Linked DNA regions of Homo sapiens: all the other regions are linked to region 3. A link is a contact called in ENCODE Hi-C or POLR2A ChIA-PET data. All regions are on one chromosome and are shown on one strand. The core of a region is the stretch at or near the end of the contact, and the rest is flanking DNA. Distances in the headings are between cores, read along the strand shown. Region 1 has its middle 34 kb from the start of MIR4432. Region 2 has its middle 56 kb from the start of MIR4432HG. Region 3 has its middle 40 kb from the start of REL-DT.

Region 1 (2,700 bases), core at 77-2,576, 490 kb before region 3:
TGCTTCCACCTGCTGTTAGAAACAGGAGAGATGTGACCTGGAAGGCACCTCCAAGACCATCTGGTCCACCCTCTTTGTCTACAGATTCAGAAACTGAGTCCAGAGAGAGGAAGTCACTCACTTGGGGCATGCAGCTGCCTGAGTGAGGAAACAGTCTTCAATGGCAAGCCACTCAACACGTCTCAGAGAAGCCAGCCAGGGCTCCCTTCCCCCTTCTGGAGGCCGCGTCCGCACGTCCACAGTGCAGCAGGTGCCCAGCCAAGACTCTCGACTCAGGGAACAGGGTGGGAAAGCTTCTCAGGGGGAGCAGCCAGGAACACCGGGTGGTTGACTCAGTTCTCTGCACCAGTGGCGAAGGCTGGCTGCCAGCCTGCCTCTGGGGGCTTAATGTGGGTATAAACTTCTTGCAACTGTTGTAAGCAGGACAGGCAGGGAAGAGATGAAGGTGGCAGCGTTGTCTTCAGCTGACCAGTGTTCAGGCTGGAACTGGGAGTCGGGCCTGAATTCAGACCACAAAAAAAAGCTATTGTTAGGAGCCCCGTTCCCTATTAGGGATAGAGATCAGAGCTTGTGGAATTTACTTCTATTGAGTGATCCCCACTTCTCTCTGCCTGTCTAAATCCTCTCTTCTTTGAAAAGCAGCTCAGAGCTGCCTCTTTCTTGAAGCCTTCCTTGCCTACGAACACCCCCATGCAGTCTCCATCCTCTGAACAGCTTGCAGCATTTCCTTCAGGAGGCATCAAGGAACTGGGCACCCGTCATGAGTTCTGGGCTGCCGCTTAGATTACGCATGTGCCTGAGGTCATGGGACCAAAGGCTGGGCGTCTTCAAGAGGAGCAGGATGTTCTACCCCTTTAGTGCCCTCCGCAGCCCACGGCCCAGCAGAATACATAAAAGGTGTGCAATAACAACTTACTTGCCTGTTGACTGATTCCAGTTCCTCCCCCCAAAGGACAGCGAAGCCAACCACACACTCTTGAAATGCTTGTTTCTCCTGTCAGACATCCCTCATGTCCCCATGCCAGCACCCCCAGGCAGTTCCACGGGGAGAGGAGTGTAAGGTGGCAGAGTTGCCGACTGGGCTTCTGGAACTGGCATCAGGCTTGAGGGTCGTTTCGGTGGACTCCACACTGCCTCACGGACCAGGTGCAGCACAGCTGGCTAGGACCCGTAAGTCCTGCCTTGCATCCTCCCTCCCATCATTACAGCAACACACACACACACACACACACACACACAATGTCCTCATGTTTTTCCCTCTTTGGCTGCCCCTGAAGCCTATTTCCACTCAACTCCTCCTCTATGGATATGTTCGGACATGTGTAATTTATCCCAGGGCCCTTTCGGACTGGAGTTAATCTCACATCCTAGTCTACACGCATCACCTGCCACCCAACTCGTCCCCCAGGGACTCCCTCCAGCTCTGGGAAAGGCCAGGTGACAGCAGCTCTCACACCGGCTCTGGTGTGGAGAGGGGTCAGAGTAAGTAAAACCAGAAACAGAGAAATAGCAGCAGTAAAAGCAAATGCCACTGTGTTGCTGGACCTCACGGAAGCCCCTGCCCACATTTAGAAAGATCCTATAATTTCCAGACCGTCCTGGTCAATAATAATCCGAGAGAAACCTTAATGTTTGATTTCTTCCTCGTTGTGATTTGTGGCTTGTGGAGCTCAAGATCTTTGAGGCCAAAATGGTGTTTTTGTTCATTAGGCAAAGTTGCAGGCCCAGGCAGCAGCGGCTTTCTCCAGTCTGCCCCCGCCTGGCCCCAGCTGAGGCTCAGGAAACCTCCTTGGCAACGGCTAAGGGTCTCACAGTGACATTAACCCAGCCACATTCCACACATGTAATATTCCCGAGTAGTACTTAAGCTTGTAAATCCATTTTTTATGATGCAGAATTGTACAGCATGTGCAACGCGATGCGGATGTGTTAACATCACCGTGAGAAACTTAACTTTTGAATATCCTTGTTTTGGGAGGTACACATTTTACAACTTCAGCAACATGTTACCAAACATTTCTTACACAGTTACTTCCATACAAGGTTCAAGGTGGTTGGTTATATTTAAATATAGAATTTCCCCCTACCTGATCACACTGAACAAATTAAAAATGGCTCAATTATTTGCATCAAGTTCTGGGTTTCTTACTGACGCCCTTGCTTCCCTATTGTAGCTTTGAAATTAGACTTTTAATTGTGCTTGTGAAACAAAAACACAGGAGGCCATTTTCATTGCAGAACAGAAAGTTACAGGCAAAGTTAAATGCACCTGCATTTCTTTCTTTGTTGGCTGGGGGTAGGGTAAGGAGGGAGGAGGAAGAGAAAGATTTCTATTTCAATGTCTCACTTCAGGTCAGAGATTAGAACTTCCAAGCTCTGTGTGAACAGGGCACCTGCTCACCTTCTCTGGGCTGTGATTTCCTGCTCCAGCACCAGCGTGCTTCAGCATTGACAGAGGAGAAAAACTTATCCAAGTGATTTGGGCAAATATATCTGATTATCACAAGCCCTATTCTCTTTCTGTTGGCACTGATCGGGAAATGTAATTCACCACCCTCCAGTGCCATAGTCCATGGAGTGGAAAATTCTAAATTCAAACCTGTTCCAGGTCAAAGATTCTTATGTCAAGGCAGAAGAATAGAGCACAGTTTAGCAACTGATTAGCTTCATTTATAAAGCTAATTGATTAGCTTTATTTGT
Region 2 (2,700 bases), core at 40-2,539, 390 kb before region 3:
AGGCACGGTGGCTCACGTCTGTAATCCCAGCACTTTGGGAGGCCAAGGTGGGTGGATCACCTGAGGTCAGGAGTTCGAGACCAGTCTAATCAACATAGTGAAAGCCCGTCTCTACTAAAAATATAAAAATTAGCTGGGCGTGGTGGCACGTGCCTATAATCCCAGCTACTCTGGAGGCTGAGGTAGGAGAATTGCTTGAATCCGGGAGGCGGAGGTTGCAGTGAGCTGAGATCATGCCATTGGACTCCAGCCTGGGCAACAATAGCAAAACTCCATCTCAAAAAAAAAAAAAAGAACATGCTTGGAAAATCCTTATCACTGTGCCTAGAACATAGTAAATTCTCAATAAACATTAGCTGATATGATTATTTCTACTTTAACCTACGTTTTCCTCTTTACCAAGCTCTGGGCAGTCTGCCAATCAAGGACGAGAAGGGTTAGGTTCTCAGTCAGAGATCACATTTCAGAAACATCTGGGCCTGGATCTCCAGGCACCCGAAGAAGTTTGGTGCTTTGCCACCCTCAGTGAGATGCCGAGGCCCTGTGGGAAAGGGCTGCCCTCCATGCTACCCTCCAGCAGGAAAAGGGGTGAAGAGGGACCCCCAACCTTAAAGTACAACCAAAGTGATAAGATGCACCCTGAGCACTGTACAAGCAACTGTGTAAAAAATGTGTGCATGACGACAGCTTTGGTTTTCGAACAAAAATCGCTTGCTGCTTTTTTTCTGTGACATAAGCTTATAAAGAAAAATGGGTTTACTAGCCAAAAGCAAAGAAAAGCCCACCCTTAACATGGACCACAACCCCACATCCCCGTGGCCATCAAGACTGGATGTCAACACTCCAGTCCCAAGAGGCCGGAACACAAGAATGTCTCCCACTGCTGTGACTGTTGCGTGCTGCTGGGAAGTAGGAGGTAGGAAACAGATTGTGTCCTTCCTTTTTCAGAGGGAGGAATGGGCCTTGAATGTGTCACATGCAGAAAGAGGGGACACCAGGTGGGTCAGCATGGCAATGATAAAGCCAAGATCATAACCCTGAGCTGTGGGCTCAGAGAACAGCACCATTTACCAGTCCAGACCAAAAAGCACAGGAACCCCATCCTCATCCTGCCCCCAACACATAGGCCTGTGTCAGAGGGAAAAGAAAATGTGCTCTCAGAGAAGCTGAAAAATAAAAAGAGTTCCACAAATAAGGCATATTGGCTGCAGGCAAATCCACACAAAGGACCGCTTTAAAGAAAAATCTCTTGTGTTCCTGAGTTCTGAGCTTTGGGTGAGTTTCTGAAGAGGAATATTTGCATTTTGGGTTTTTCCCCTTTGTGTGGTGAAGCAACAGGTAAAATCAGTCACTCTGAAATAGAAGCATGAGTAACTGCAAATCTTAGAGCCCAAAGGAAGCTAATCTCTTCCTACCTCTCAATTGGCTTTCTACGTATTCTAGAAGAGGGACAAATCAGCAGGGAGAGAGAAGCAGAAGGTTCAGAAATGGCAGCGGGAGTTGTCTGCTTGCATTACCATCTAAGGAAATTCAGGCAACTATCACTGGGGGAAAAATCAGGCAAATTACTTCGTCTCAGACCATCCTCAACAGGGATGTTTGATTTGCTGTTGCTCAGTGAGGCTTCCCGCTGTCTTTCTCCTATTTCAGGGAGGGCTTTGCCTGTGCAGGCTCTAAACAGCTGCTGCGCACAGCAACTGCTGCCCTACCGGGCCCCAAGACATTCAAAGTCAACCCATGTCCACTAGAAATAAATGTGAATCAAAGGGTGACTGGCAAGAAAAGAAATGGCCACAGAGGCCGGGTGTGGTGGCTCACGCCTGTAATCCCAGCACTTTGGGAGGCCAAGGTGGGCGAATCACCTGAGGTCAGGAGTTTGAGACCAGCCTGGCTAACATGGTGAAACTCCATTTCTACTAAAAATACAAAAAATTAGCTGGGCATGGTGGCTTTTGCCTGTAGTTCCAGCTACTCAGGAGGCTGAGGCAGGGGAATCACTTGAACCAGGGAGGCAGAGGTTGCGGTGAGCCGAGATCACGCCACTGCACTCCAGCCTGGGAGACAGGGTGAGACTCCATCTCAAAAAAAAAAAAGAAAGAAAAAGATACAGGTTATGCTATTGGTTATTTGGATTCTCTAACAGGATGTGATGTGGCATCAAAATTCAAATTCAGTGGGTGTTTCTCTTATATCTTGTCTAGAGAATGGAACAGATTGTGAGACCCACTTAAGTCATTGGAGATGAATTTGGTTTGATGAGCAGCCCTTTTAACTTTAAAAGCTGTCTCTCAGCAATTCTTGGTCTCCAGGTTTATTTCTACCGTTGGAGGGGTGAATTAAAGAAGAATCCATTCAGGTTGTGACCTAAATCTTCTCCGTCATAGGAATACTATTTTAGAAACCTGTTTTCCGTATGGGGCAGGCTGACATGTTCCCTGCTAGTACTGGCACTACCAAAACAAGCTTTTGGGTTTGTTCTTAAATCCTTCTGAAATGCATACTTTTCTGCTATTCCTATTTCTGAATTTAGTGGGTCACTAGGGAGAGATTTGCCACTTGAATTCCTTTGCACAGGAGCTGGGAGACTTGGGTTCCAATTCTGACTCAGCCACTAACTGTGTGGTTTCAAGCTTGGCTATGATGTTTTTTTCACACTGTGATCTTAGGTACTTCACTTAATCTTTGGGCCCTTATTATTCT
Region 3 (2,700 bases), core at 151-2,650:
AGCTCTAATGTGCATCTGAATGACCTGGGGATTCTAAATCAGTCATCTGGGGTGGGGCCTGAGGTCATGCATTTCCAACAAGCTCGAGAGGCTGAAGGCTTAGAGCAGCAGTTCTTAAACCTGAGCATGCATCAGAAACACAGGGGGCCTTGTGAAAATGGGTGGCTGGGCACCACCTCCAGGGTTTTTGATATAGTAGTACTGAGGTAGGCCTCAAGAATTTGCATTTCTTGGCTGGGCATGGTGGCTCATACCTGTAGTCCCAGCACTTTGGGAGGCTGAGGCGGGTGGATGGCTTGAGGCCACGAGTTCCAGATCAGCCTGGCCAACATGGTGAAACCCCACCTCTACTAAAAATACAAAAATCAGCTGGGCATGGTGGCAGGTGCCTGTAATCCCAGCTACTCGGGAGGCTGAGGCAGGAGAATCACTTGAACCCAGGAGATGGAGGCTGCAGTGAGCCGAGATGGAGCTACTGCACTCCAGCCTGGGCAACAGAGTGAGACCCTGTCTCAAAAACAATAAATAAAATAAAGAATTTGCATTTCTTTTTACTCATTCATTTATGAGCAGGGAAGTGGTGGAGTGGGGGCAGTGGGGGGCGGTCTCACTATGTTCCCCAGGCTGGTCTTGAACTCCTGAGCTGAAGAATTCTCCCACCTTAGCCTCCTAAAGCACTGGGATTACAGGCACAAGCCGCCAGGCCTAGCGGAGTTTGCATTTCTTTTCTTTTCTTTTTTTTGAGACGGAGTCTTGCTCTGTCACCCAGGCTGGAGTGCAGTGGCGTGATCTCGGCTCACTGCAAGCTCCGCCTTCCGGGTTCACGCCATTCTCCTGCCTCAGCCTCCCGAGTAGCTGGGACTACAGGTGCCCACCACGCCCAGCTGATTTTTTGTATTTTTAGTAGAGACGGGGTTTCACTGTGTTAGCCAGGATGGTCTCAATCTCCTGACCTCGTGATCCGCCTGCCTCGGCCTCCCAAAGTGCTGGGATTACAGGCGTGAGCCACCGTGCCGGGCCCAGAGTTTACATTTCTAACAAGATCCCGTGTGATACACATTTTAAGAACTGCTGGCTTAGAACATCCCTCATGACTGTGAGTGGTCCCTCACTGGCTTCACATGAAAGTTGATGGTTACAAAATTCAAGATGAAACAACCATGATAGGCCTTCTAAGCAGGTATTTTGTGAGTTTAAATGAAAAGAGATCCACATGCCTTATTTAGATAATGAAGATAAGGATAGCTAACATTTATTAATCTTTTCTCTTTGTAACACACTAAGGGTATAACACACATTATCTCACTTGGCATCTGGCATGGGCAGCAGTGTTGGTGTTTGATGTTTGGCTGAGGAGCCAGACTTGTGTGCGTGCTGGGAGGGGGTGTTTTCGGTGCACTGTTGTGGTCTGCAGAGGTACCTGCATGCCAGGCCAAACTGTCCCTCAGGAAACACCTTTAGATCTAGACTAGCAGACGCTAGAGGCCCGAGTTCTGCTTCACAGAGTCTGCAGGAAATAAATGAAAGAAGTTGAGGGCAGGTGTTAACAATCATCTGTTTCAACCGCAAAAGTACCTGAATATAGAACAGAATTTGTCAAGCCTGGCGCACAGCAGGAGCACCTGGATGCCCGGGACCCATCCACAGAGGGTGTGATTAGATTGGCCTGGAGAGACACCTGGGCACAGGCATTTTTAAGAGCTCCCCAGCCAGGGTTGAGAAACACTGGTACAGGTTTGATTGCAGCAAGATGAATCGGGTTGGCTGAGGAAGGGAAGGGGCAGAGACCAAATTGAACAAAACAAAACATCTATTCCCAGACTGGATCTCTCTTAAGCATTTGCCAAATTGGTTTTGTGCTATCCTTTAGAACAGTGGTCTTCAAATTTAGTATGCATCAGAGTCACCTTGAGGTTTCCTTAAAGCAGATTGCTGGACCTACCCCCAGAGTTTCTAATTTAGCAGGTCTGGGGTGGGCTCAAGAATTTGCATTTCTAACAAGTTCCCAGGTGATGCTGATACTGCTGGTCCCAGAAGCCAGTTTCTTTGCTATTAAGACCTTCATTGCAACATACAGAAGGATGCCTATATTTCTTATTTTCTACTTATTCTCAACTCTTTTTTACTGAAGCAAAAAAATACAAACAAAAGTGAAAACAGGCCGGGCGCGGTGGCTCATGCCTGTAATCCCAGCACTTTGGGAGGTGGATCACCTGAGGTCAGGAGCTTGAGACCAGCCTGGCCAACATGGTGCAACTCCACCTCTACTAAAAATACAAAAAGTAGACGGACATGGTGGCATGTGCCTGTAATCCCAGCTACTCAGGAGGCTGAGGCAGGAGAATTGATTGAACCCAGGACGCAGAGGTTGCAGTGAGCCGAGATGGCACCACTGTACTCCAGCCTGGACGAGAGTGAGATTCCACCTCAAAAAAAAAAAAAAAAAAAAAAAAAAGTGAAAACATGTGAAATCATTCATAATCCGATGATAGCCACAGTAGATGGCTTTTTTTTCCCACATAATACATATGTATGTATACAGATTTTCTTTCAGAAATTATAATGGTCATATGAAGAATGTGTTTGCATCTAGAAAGACATTTGTGCATTATTTCAAGGTCCTTATATAATCTATATAATACACAAAATCTATATAATTTTTGCTATGAGTTTAGAATTATAACAAAGTTTATTTCTTTT

The links. Hi-C counts contacts between places; a loop is a spot of excess contacts on that map. ChIA-PET counts read pairs that join two places held with the same protein, here RNA polymerase II (POLR2A). Pooled maps may share reads with other maps.
Region 1: a loop to region 3 is called in a map with no recorded cell type, with 6 times the contacts of the local background. The contact joins two enhancer-like sites. A Hi-C loop is called at or near these places in 8 of 37 single-sample maps with no recorded cell type and 4 of 50 pooled maps.
Region 2: a pooled map shows a loop between it and region 3 (2.9-fold over the local background). The contact joins two enhancer-like sites. A Hi-C loop is called at or near these places in 3 of 37 single-sample maps with no recorded cell type and 3 of 50 pooled maps. POLR2A ChIA-PET finds 5 or more read pairs at or near these places in 1 of 52 experiments (T-cell).

Annotation. Positions count from the first base shown.
Region 1 is chr2:60,351,810-60,354,509 of GRCh38, forward strand. No RefSeq gene overlaps it. Among named protein-coding and RNA genes, the nearest start is that of MIR4432, 34 kb to the right of the region's middle. RefSeq lists enhancers at 643-1,142, 1,623-1,702, 1,843-1,892. Within about 2 kb of position 1,327, at least 5 of the 41 ENCODE cell types and tissues checked have a DNase peak (open chromatin) inside an H3K27ac peak, as active enhancers do.
Region 2 is chr2:60,445,547-60,448,246 of GRCh38, forward strand. No RefSeq gene overlaps it. Among named protein-coding and RNA genes, the nearest start is that of MIR4432HG, 56 kb to the left of the region's middle. RefSeq lists enhancers at 1,028-1,237, 1,428-1,477. Within about 2 kb of position 1,290, at least 3 of the 41 ENCODE cell types and tissues checked have a DNase peak (open chromatin) inside an H3K27ac peak, as active enhancers do.
Region 3 is chr2:60,839,556-60,842,255 of GRCh38, forward strand. No RefSeq gene overlaps it. Among named protein-coding and RNA genes, the nearest start is that of REL-DT, 40 kb to the right of the region's middle. RefSeq lists an enhancer at 1,514-1,933. Within about 2 kb of position 1,401, at least 5 of the 41 ENCODE cell types and tissues checked have a DNase peak (open chromatin) inside an H3K27ac peak, as active enhancers do.